2 separate regions of the Homo sapiens genome follow, and region 1 is linked to region 2. The links are chromatin contacts, found by Hi-C or POLR2A ChIA-PET in ENCODE. All regions are on one chromosome and are shown on one strand. Each heading gives the region's core, a stretch centred on a gene start or an enhancer-like site at or near the end of the contact. The rest is flanking DNA. Distances are from core to core; before and after follow the strand shown. Region 1 holds the start of TGIF1 (TGFB induced factor homeobox 1). Region 2 holds the start of LINC00526 (long intergenic non-protein coding RNA 526).

Region 1 (5,682 bases), core at 2,885-5,384, 1.8 Mb before region 2:
TGACTTTTTAAAAAAAATAACTAACATCACTAGTTTGGGCATTAAGTGAGATTAAATAAGTGTTTCATAAACTGTAAAGAATAATACAGACACAGATGTTGAGAATAAGGAGAGTGAAGCTTGTGCTCAAGGAATTATCTTTCCGTTTTTTTGTTTTTGTTTTTGAGACAGAGTCTTGCTCTGTCACCCAGGCTGGAGTGCAATGGCACGATCTCAGCTTTCTGCAACCTCTGTCTCCCAGGTTCAAGCAACCCTCCTGTCTCAGCCTCCCAAGTAGCTGGGACTACAGTCACACGCCACCACGCCCGGCTAATTTTTGTATTTTTAGTAGAGATGGGGTTTCACCATATTGGTCAGGCTGGTCTCAAACTCCTGACCTCAGGTGATCCACCCACCTCGGCCTCCCAAAGTGGTGGGATTACAGGTGTGAGCCACAGCGCCCTGCCTATCTTTTCGTTTTATCCCCTGGATTCCAAAACTCATTTAGGTAAAGAGAAGTGATGACTTGGCTACAGAGGAAAAAGGAGGGCCGGGAAGGGAAGTGCAGGCTAGGAAAAGTGACTAAAAACAAAAGTAGTAGCACCAGTTACACTATTCATGCAAGGAAGCTGAGGAGAATTATCCTGATGGGGCTGATAAAATCACCTCAAGATGGCTCTAGGCCACCCCAGGTTCTTAAGACAATGGTCAGCTCTTTCTTAAGCAGTCCAAGACCCTCTGACCTGAGATGTGACTGGATGATTACAGACCTCTTGTCCAGTGTTTAGAGCCTAGCTGTCTGCATATTTTATAAAGATATCTGCCTTCCAGAGACTGGAAGTGAAAGAGATCCAATGACTGGGTGAGTCACCCTTTCTCCACCTAGAACACAGTCCTTGATGGAACTCATGCTTTATCAATTGTTGTTGAGTAGAAGAAACAAATACATCCTCCAATCTTCACTTGGTGGACCTGGCATCAAAAAATAATCATATTAAGTGCGTTTATTAGTACACTTTTCTGGCTTATCTGCCTTTCCAAGTTTCTATTTGAGTTCTTGCCTTTGAAGGGTTTGCAGGCTGTGAAAAGTAACTTAACTTTTTAACAACTTTCTTTGCTTGGCCTTGAGGCAGCTTCAGAAGATAAGACGCCAAAAGGAACTATGTGTGCCTGGAGAGAAAAAAAATAATGGTGAAAAACGTTTATCAGTAGCCTCCGCCAGCACCAAGCAACGCCTCAATTTTACTCAAGCAATTTCCCAATTCAAGTAACATTCATATGAATCAGCAAATAATATGTAGCAAATTTGAATCTATATACTTTAAAAAAAAAAAAAAAGCACTGGAAAGAATCTTAAAAGTCATTGAATCCGTTTTATAGCAAGGCCCCGAGACTGGAAGGGACTGACAGAGCTAGAAATGAAACTTGTTTTTCCACCTCGAGAAAAACGAATCAACAAAAAATACCCTAAGCAATTGCTGGTATCTGAAGCCCACTTTTTTGAGGCTGTTCCCTTTGTTACGTTGCGCTGACCCTAGGCACTTTCTTCCCAGAATGCACCAAGAATCCGAAACTCCAAACAAGTTTGAGATCAGCGTTGGCTGGGGGGAGGCAGTGGGGGTGCATCTACGGGAGCGGTTGGGCTGTAAGCTTTCGCTACATCACAGAATTGTGCCAGTGTTTCTCTTTGGAGTGCCTCGCCAGCTTTAACAACCGTTTGGATATGACTTGCTCGGGCAAAAGTTGTGCATTGGCCCGATCAAGCCTGACTTCTAGCCAAGGTGAGTTCACATCTCCGTTTTTTCCTCCCCCTAATTCGAAAGAGGCTTTCAATTGTCTCCGCCCCTCCCCCCTTCTCCTGGAAAGTTTGTTTTCAAGCTATAAACCCTTTCCAATTCTCGGTTCCCATCTCGGTTGCCTGAGAATCGCAGTCATTAGCCAAGTCCACTTGGACGAAAGCAAAGCTACCTTTGTGTACATAATGAGAGCCACCGCGTGGCCAAGGAGAACCACGGGGAAGAGGGAAACATTTTTGTCTCGAGCTGGCTAAAGCGGGCGGGGGGGGAGGTAGGGTTAAACCGACCGAAGGCGTGTTTTGTGGAGTGGCTTCGAAAGCGGCCGAGGCAGCCGAAGCCGCTTTCGAAGTTAGCAAACAAAGCGTCTCCCCAGTAACCGCCCGGTTCCAGACGAGGCTCCTGCCACTCAGGCCGCGGAGTCGCAGCGTCGCCCAGCCCCCGGCTCCTCCTCCCTGCGTCTCTCCTCCCTCCGCTCCCGGCTCCCCAGCGGATAGGAGCCACCAATCCCAGCCACAGACAACCCTTCAAACGAAATAGCGAGGCGGCCCCCTCTAACGGGCGGCGGGGGCGCTGGCCCCCTCCCTGCGCCACATCTGTCCCGCACCGGGCGCAGCAGCTGATTCATCTGCAGCCAGGTCCGGGAAGGAACTGTGCTCCCGGCAGTTGCAGGGCAGCGTCCGGGCGGGTGGCTTGTCCCCAGGACCGCGCTCCCCCCGAGCCGTTTTAGGTGTGTGTTCTCTTCTGTCCCGAGCAGTCAGCAAACCACAGAAGAAAAAAATCGTAAGGTTGCTGCCTTCTTAGAGAGACGCTTTTTTTCCCTGTTGATTCATTTTAGTCCTGTAATTGGAAAAACCACCCAGGCTTTTTAAACTCTGGCCTCCACGCATTCTAGGGGCGGGGGTGTCTTTTTTTTTTTTTTTTTTTTTGAGGGAGGGTGGCAGGCTAGCTCTAGTTCCTGAAACAGACGCTCCGAAGTCGAGTTAGTTATCCCTTGGCCGTCTTAGTACTCCTCGGGTTTAATCTTATTTCCACAGAGTTTCTTCTGCCGGGATCTCCACCGAGGTTACCGAACAAAAACAGCACAGAGCCCAGACTGGAGGCAGACCCGGGCGCTGTCTCTGCTAGGCTTATTTACGTTTAGGGCTTTTCTTTCCTTTTTTTAAAGTGATGGGGGAAGTCTCATTGTGTGGCATGTGACAGTTCGTTTGCTTCAAAACAACAGGACGTAACCACGCGAAAACTAGAACCAGAGGAGGGGGCATGCGTTTCTTCAAGTCAGCCAAACAGCATCTGGTCTTTGAAAGCGCAATTTCATCAAGAAACTCCTGTTGGATCCCTCCTAACTGTGGACCAAAATAAGCCAACAGGAACGGGTGTTTACTTAATGGCTAGTTTCTGTTTGAAATGGGAGGAGGGATCCCCTAGCAGGGTTCCAATCCGAAGAGTAGACACTGTTGACCGAAACAGACGAGCAGGCACGGCGTGGTCACCCCTTAGCTATAAAAGTGGCCGCTGCCGGGGTTCGGCGACTCGGGGTGTCAGGCGGAGTCTTGGTGAGGCAGGCGCGCGCCCGGCCGTCCCCGGGCAGAGACGTTTAAAGAGCATGTGAGCGTGACAAGTGTCTGTCCGCAACGTGTCAGATTTCGAAACTGCCTTGCAATCCAGTCCGGAACTCGCAGCTTTAGCCCGGGGGAACAGACGTTCGTTTAGGCTGTGTCTCATCATTCCCCCCCGCCCCACCCCCGCCGACCTCCCACTGTCGCTGCTGGAGGAAGAGCCCCGGGAGGAGAAGGGTGCGCCGCGCCGCGCCCGCGTGTCAATGGCAGCCGCGCATTCTGGAAGAAGTTGGTTCTTGTCTCGAATACTTTTCCTCCCGTGCCCCGCCCCTTGAATCAGAGGCGGCTGTCTCGTGCGGCTAGAGCAGGGCCAGTAGAGTTCGGGGCAGCTGTCAAAAACGAGACGGGGAGGCTTTTCTTCCCGGGGGTGGAGGAGGGAAGGAGGGAGGTGTCCTTTTTTCCATCTGTTGCAGTTTCCGAACCAAACGCACCCTCGCCAGCCCCGGGAAGAAAGGCCCAAGGGAGAAACCTGGGGCGCTCGGCTGGTGCCCCCACCGCCGGGCGAGGGATGCGGGCGGTCCGTGCGCGGCAGGCGGAAAGGATCGTGTTTCTGGACCCGGCCACCCCCCGCGTCCGCACCGCCGCCCCCGAGGGACGAGTGACAGCGGCCGCCGCGCTCGGTCCAGTCTTCCCGGCTGGAAGGTGCGGGGGAGGGGCGGAGGAGCGGCGGGGCGGGAGGGGGACGGGGCGGGCGGCTGGGGGCGGAGGCAGGACCTCCTGTACCTTCCCTCCTCGCCTCTCTCACTCTGACAGCGCCGAGGTGCGCCGAGCAGGAGCAGGGAACAAAGGAGCGGAGAGGGGAGGGGAGAGAGTTGGGCGAGGGAGAGCCCCCGGCCGGCTGCCAGAAGATCCCGGCGGGAGGAAGCCCAAGTGTCACTTGAATTCCACCCAAGGAGCGGGCGCCTGGGATCAGAGCGTCCTGTTTAGCAATAACGGCTGGAGCACGTCCTACAAGTTACGGGAGAGTCGGCTGTGAAGGAGACGTTCGCTTATCCCCTGTGTCCCCGCTCCTGGCCCCTCCAGACCCCCGCCTTGCCTCGCGCTGGGAGGGGAGATCCAGAATGAAAGGCAAGAAAGGTAAGGCGGCCGCGGGCTGCGCGCACCAGAAGACGCGAGTCCGGGGAAACGTGCTGGCCGGGCCGCGCCGCGCGGAGTCACTTGGTGGACTTTTCCGCCCAGGGGCTCTCATGCTGGAGTGGCGGCCGTGCTCTTTGTTGAGGCTGCGTCTGAAACGGCAGCGGCTGTTTTCCTGCTAGACACAACACGAGGGGCTGTTGTGGGGCGAGCCTCTCCACGCTGCTGGCACGTTGTCAAGAAACACGCTCAGCGCCTTGTTTGTGCGCCTGCAAGTTTCATTGTCTCCGCCGACACCCCACGCTCGGCCCAGCCGCCGCGTGGCTTCTCGCTCTTTCTCGCGTGCTGGGGATATGGGGTCCGAGTAGGGAGGACCCAGCCCCTCGTTTTTCCCGATCCGGACCCAGGCGGCCGGGGCCGCGGGACCGCCGCGGCTTTGTCTGAAAGTTCCACTCCTAGGCTCCCCCCGCCCCCGCCCCCGCCGCCCCCCTACTCCCAGCCGGGCCCTAGCACTGTTCTTTAGGGATGTGGTGTTTTTACGATCGAAGGAATGCGATTCTGGACCCCCTCATCGCCCTCGGGTGTAAACAGCTTTGGAAAGCTAGACTTTTACAAATCCCCAGTCTCTAAAAGTTTTCCCACGATGAATTTTGGGGCAGGAGGAAGAGTTAGCACCCAGGGCCAGCAGCTTCAAGCGGCATGCAGTCAAAATGCGTCCAAATGTGACAAGCAGGCTTGGTTGTAAGTGCAAAGAGCAAGGCTGTCATTGTTTCCACGAAGTGTTCTGGAAGCTTTACAACTAAAACTTGCCGTCAGTTTGGTTTAAAAACAAAATACACCGGAGGGGGACGGGGGGTGGAGAAACCACACAAAACACCCCGAAAGGTCAGAGTGTGAAGTCCCTTTTGAAGTTAACAAAAATTGAGTCCCTGGCTGGGAGGTCCCCCGAGTGTTCCGCTGTGGGCTGGAGGTGGCGTTTCTGTCGTGATTTATGTGGAGTGGTTCAAAACAGAAGTTAATCACTCGGGAAGCGGACGGGAGGGGCGGCGCTACTGCGCATGCCCGGGAGCCGCCTGGAGTTTGGAACTCCACATTCTTTCAGACCCGGCCCGCTGCGGGGCGTTCCTGGGGGGTAGCCTCAAGGCCAGCGGGGTTCCTTCGGCTGCGTTTCTGTGGGAGGCCCTGAAACGCGCGGAGCTTCCCTCTGCCTCCAGGCT
Region 2 (5,425 bases), core at 1,001-3,500:
TGGGCCATAGATTCAGGAGTGTTTGCTTTGTTTCATTACTTAAAAACAGACATTGCATACCTATTGAAGATCTGTCATATATCTGGCCACGTTGTTTTAAAATTTTATTTTCTAATATATACCTACAAAAGAATATATGTAGCTATCATTAGTCAGTGGTAGGCACATCCTGAGTGTTTTGAGCATGACTGCCTAGTCTCGTTATTTGCTTCATAAATTTCATGTAAATTATAAAGGACAAAGTAAGAGTTCATTTTGGCTTTGCAACTTTAAATGGCATTTTGATACTACCTTTAGCTCCAGATAAATTCCATAAATTATACTGACTCGGTAGATGGCTTTCCTTTTTTAGAAGAGTTGAATATAATGACATGTTCCTTTTCCCTCAGCAAAGAAAATAACGTCTAGCTATAAAGGAATAGGCATATACTACATGTTCTTCAGATCGAGCCTCAGATCTGAAACGCAGTCTTACTTAACCTCTGCATGCATCCTTCCTTCCGTTTAAGCATTTGTTAAAAAATGGAAAGCATTTCTATTTTCTTAACTTTTTCTTTCATTTAATGTCTTTTTTAATTTAGAGTTTATTTGAGCATCCAGTGATTCATGAATCAGTCAGCACTAGACCACAAGCAGTTCAGTGCTCCACTGTGGAGGCAAAAAGGGAAAACTTTTGTAAGATGTTTGCAGACACAAAACAAATAAAAATATTTGGTTAAATTGGGAAGTCCCTAGTGAGAAGTTGGTTGACAGTTTCTAGTTGGTTAAGCTTAAGTTTTGTTTTCTGGATTTAACGTCTTGTTTCTATAATTATAAAATGAATACAGTCACTTCAGAAACCTAGAAATGTATAAAGTAAAAATTTTCCACAATACTCCACCCAAAGATAACTTTTTTGAGTATGAATTTGTTCTTCCTCAAAATACGCGTTTTAAACAATTGATATCAAAATGCATCTTGTTTATTTGGCTTTTGAAACTGTTATAACACAACTTATAACATTGGAAATACATTATTTTATTAATACAAAGTAGTTTTCATAGTAAAATACCAAATTAATTAAAAGGCAGAATGAAACGTACCATATACATGTAGACGACAAATGAAAACTGTCAAAGTATCCTTCTCTCTAAAAAGCCACAAATTACGTTCTTTGAAGTAAGTATTGGGTTTTATTTCCTAAACTATACACATCAATATCACCTCCTGAAGCTTTTTACCCAGTTTCACGGTTGGTATTTCGGACATGCAATGTTCCATGCTGTCAAACTTGGAATGCCTCGTTTGGATACAGGGAGACAAAGACTTGGAGACCCAGAAGCCTGAAAGTGGTTCTTGACCGACTTTGTCCACTCAAATTAAGGCATCATGCAGCTGGTCATCACTTACATTGCTGGTTGCACGCAGGCACACACACACCAGTGCTCACAGCCAGCACTTGTTAAGAATGGTTGAGCTGGACCAAATGGTATACGTGTCTTTCATCAATATAAACATGGACTGCATTCATCTGGACACGGGCCTTTCCCGCCTACCGAGCCTGCCCACCACCCGAAGTTTAAGCTCATCTTGGAGGACCTGACACTCAGGAAGCCGTCTCCCGTTGTTCCACCGGCTTTGTGGCCCCAATGTCTGTATAAGCTGCTGATTTGCCTTGGGAAAACAAACCAGCATCGATTTCAGAGAAATTACTGGATAATTTGCGCTGTGAGGCGCCTAGATCGCAAGGCGCACTCCGCAAATGACAGCCGCTCCCGTGCACTTGTCCAGTCATTCGGGTGGCATACTGTCCGGGTGGAAGCCCGCCAAAATAATCCATTTGGAAGGGACGGAGGGCTTCGTCAGAAATTGCCTTCTTGTAGCTATGAGACATTGAGCAAAACAGATAAGAACTGGGGCAATGGAGGCATAAACATTAAGGCTAGGATGTATTTTTGGGGAGAAAGCGGCGGCTAGCAGGGACGAAGCTCAACTTCATGCGCCGCGCCCCGGAATGCTTTGCCTTTAGCCACTAGCGGAGCCGCCCGCCTGAGGGAGCCCTCCGGGAGTGAGCGCACGCAACCGTGCAGTCAGATTCCTCCGCCGACCGCGGCCCTCTCTCCTCGGGCTTTGCCTTCGCTCTCTAGCTTTTCTTCTTTCACTCCCGCTCGCCGACTCCAGCCCGCTGGGCTCACGCTCTGCCGGACACCAATCCCGGCGGCCCTGCCCGACGGAGCTCAAGGCTAGGCCTGGCCTTGTCCGCGGAGTCCGCCCCTCGCCGCCACCGGGATCCGCCCCCGCGCCGACACGCACTTCCGGCAGCGCCGCGGCCGGGAGGGACCGAGCGGGGAGCAAGGCCTGCGGGGAGGCGCAGGATGGACGCGTTGGCTGTCATGATGTAGGACCTCCTGACCTAGAACCATGCCCGGCGCAGGGAGAACAACGAGCTTACGGACCGGGTGCGGGGGCTGCTGTGCGAGAAAGCCTACCTGCTGGCCCGGGAGCGTTCGCCGGCCCACCTGGTGGCTTTCCCTGGACGTTTAACGGCGACTCCGCCCGGCCTCCCGACTTTTTGATGCAGGCGTTCTCTTACATGACTTTCTTCGAGGCTAGATTCTCGAAAGACATCCTGAAGGTGGCTTTCTTAATTAGCTGCCTCACCGGCTGGCGGAGCAGTTCGTAGTCGCCTACATCGAGAGGGAGAGCCCCGTCCTGGCTCAGTACTGGGGCTTCGTGGACGCGCTGTAGCGGGTCTTCGCCGTCGTGGGTAGGAAACAGTCGGGCCGGATCCCCGGTGTCTGGGGAGCGGCTGCCGGCCGGGCCCGCGCGAGCCGCTTCACTCCTACAAGCCCGGCTCACTAGTTCCAAGCTGCTGGACTTTGACCCTCGCTGGGAAGCTTGATCGCCGCCTGTTCTCGCCAATCTCTATGCCTTTGCACTGCCCAGCAACCCGGTCACTGCCCAGGACCTGTTAAAAGTTGAATGGACCTCCCAGAATCACGCCGCTGCCACCGCCGTTTCTAGAGACGGCTTTTGGCCACCTTTGAGAATCAGGGTCAAACTTGGAAGGGCCTGCATTTGTCACACTTCCTCGGACACTAATTTGGATAGTTCAGGCCCAGAGACGGCTTCCCGGGTTAGTGTGCCTGACAACACTGAAGAAAAATTGTGACATTTTCCTTCCCCAGAATTACTTCGTTTTATACATTTCACTTCTCTTCTGAAATCACAGCAATGCCAGTTTGCGCCTTTTGGTCTGAGGAACGCAGGCCCTGGCCACTACCAGGAAAAAGTATTTACTTTTAAAACTTGAATGTATATCTTTACCGTATGCCTAGTACAGTAGTGCTTGGAAGAAACAGATTAGTAAGACAAAATATATGTCTTCAAGAACACTTACGTTCTGAGAAAGAATTCTGAATGCAGATTCTAATGTCTGGTAAAATGCTTTACAGTGTAAAGAATGCATATATGATTCTTATTTTATGGCATTTTAAACTTTCCACCCCACGGTTTTAAAGTGTTAATATATGTTAAAAATATATGCAATTTATAAAGGAGAAGGAAAGCCCAGCTTGATTTTTGCTGCCAAAGATGGTATATTTAAAATTAAACGTAACTAATGGCAAAAAATAATGGGAATGGTGCAGTCTTTGAGCTGTATCCAGTTGGCATTATTCTCTTGGACTAAAAGGAATAGTATTAACTTCCTCACTTTGGGTAAGCCACTTTAGATTTTTGGGCTGCAGTTTTCTCAGGTAATTAGAGACTTTATATTATGAAAGTTTGGTTCACAATTCTTTGAGTCTCTTTTGGGAACAAAGAAGGTAAGAGGAGGATATGTGCCCTCCTCTCAATCAAGGGGTTTCTTGAAACCCTCTAAGGAGAAAAATCTGAAACTGCCTTTCCTAAAACGTTCATGGGTTTGTCATTCTGATGATCAATATCGTCCCACTGAAGTATCTTTTTGAATTCCTAGTTAGGAATCTTTATGTTAAGATAAACTGATCACTCTCTCCTTCGTGGACAGTTTATCTACCTAAAGATGATAGGGGAAAACACTGTTTTTGAAAGACGAAATAAAGACATGTTGTAGCAGTTATTTTATTGCCAGTTAGTATTACAAAAGTTCCTAAGGAACTCCCCATTAACTTGGCCTCATATGAACTACGCTTGAGTCCCGTTTTAAATTGAGTCTTGATCGTATTTACTGACAGTTTCAAAGCAGCGTTTTTTTTTTTCCTCCATAGTAAAAAACCTACAGGATACCACCACCAAAGGAAAAAACAAGTTTTTTTCAGTAAACCTCACAAGAGCATACATTTGATAGAATACACGGATTTTCTAATGAAAGCTCGCCGTCACCATTTTATAAGTCAGAACATGAAAGTCAAAATATCTCATACAGATGTCTTTTTTTTTTGAGAAGGTACACAAGGCTTGCTTGTAGAGATGGAGTTACATGGAGGGACAGAAGGTCACTGGTCAGTGATTTTAGGTTTTTATACTTCTGAAAACAGGTAATTACAGATTCTGATCAGTTTATCATTTTCTTTAGTCTTTTATTTTCTGCTGAATGCTCTCAAGGGAACGGATCCATACCTGTTTATCAGGCTCACCTGGAAGAGCCAAGTCATCCACTCAGGTCTTCCTCTGGACCTGCATAATTTCCTCATTTACTAGATTGGGTTTCTTTTATGTGTGGGCTTTTAATGCTTGGTATCTCTGGTCTTCCTAATATGTAATGCTTAGCATAATAATTTTAGCCATTATTCATTTTTGTAGTAGGCTTCACTAGCTTCCTGCTTCTCAAATCCCTTGAAAAGATGAGATTTTTTTTTCGTGGAGTTCACGTCTAGTAAGTTGGTCTTGATTTTTTTTTTCTTTCAGAACCTTCTGGATTTCAGCTTTGGCAAGCTTCCTCTGTTTCTGAGACACCTCCATCACCTGGGTTACAATCCCATCCATGATTTTCCCCATCTCCAGGCATTTTTCATGGAAAGCTCCTCATGCTTTTTAATTCCAGTTTATCCATTTGTGTGGCTTTAACCTCCACATCCAGGTCTTTCTGGCTAAACTGCAGTATATCCACAATGGGGCCAATGGACACATAAGGGAGGCCCTATCACAGGAACACGAACACCCGGAGTCGCTAGAAATCAGATTCCACCGGCTTTGCTTCAGGCCGACTTCCTAAGGAAGGCATGGTAGCATCACAGATGCTGTTTGTCTCAGTTTCCTGAGAAGCCAGTTTCTTAGAGCTGTCATTCAAGAGTGGGTCAAATTTGAGATATAAAAACCTTTCTCAAGGTAGACTCTTTGGCCCCTATGCCTAGTATGTCAGCTGGGCCTCTGAAGCTCTCCTCTTTGAGGTCCTGGCAGGCTCTGGCCCCTGTTGAGAAGGGGAAGCAGTCATGTGAACTCATGTGCTGGAAGAATCCACTCT

Evidence for each region. A loop is a pair of places that touch in the nucleus more often than their neighbours do. ChIA-PET counts read pairs that join two places held with the same protein, here RNA polymerase II (POLR2A). Pooled maps may share reads with other maps.
Region 1: a map of naive thymus-derived CD4-positive, alpha-beta T cell shows a loop between it and region 2 (7-fold over the local background). The contact joins the promoter of TGIF1 here to the promoter of LINC00526 in region 2. A Hi-C loop is called at or near these places in 1 of 168 maps with a recorded cell type or tissue (naive thymus-derived CD4-positive, alpha-beta T cell), 2 of 37 single-sample maps with no recorded cell type and 12 of 50 pooled maps. POLR2A ChIA-PET finds 5 or more read pairs at or near these places in 1 of 52 experiments (naive thymus-derived CD4-positive, alpha-beta T cell).

What each region holds. Positions count from the first base shown.
Region 1 is chr18:3,446,038-3,451,719 of GRCh38, forward strand. It overlaps TGIF1 (TGFB induced factor homeobox 1), which reads left to right and starts at 4,135. Exons shown (of 3, transcript NM_003244.4): 1 at 4,135-4,468. The coding sequence starts at 4,453. It overlaps LOC124904237 (a long non-coding RNA gene), which reads right to left and starts at 4,619. Exons shown (of 2, transcript XR_007066269.1): 1 at 4,495-4,619; 2 at 969-1,149. RefSeq lists silencers at 2,155-2,224, 3,885-3,994, 4,025-4,184, 4,825-4,874 and enhancers at 2,346-2,967, 2,935-3,074, 2,968-3,587, 3,175-3,364, 5,452-5,682.
Region 2 is chr18:5,235,779-5,241,203 of GRCh38, forward strand. LINC00526 (long intergenic non-protein coding RNA 526) reads right to left here and starts at 2,251. Exons shown (of 1, transcript NR_026849.1): 1 at 946-2,251. LINC00667 (long intergenic non-protein coding RNA 667) reads left to right here and starts at 2,322. Exons shown (of 3, transcript NR_015389.1): 1 at 2,322-3,271. It also overlaps the pseudogene LOC100422274. RefSeq lists a silencer at 2,268-2,437 and an enhancer at 2,658-2,837.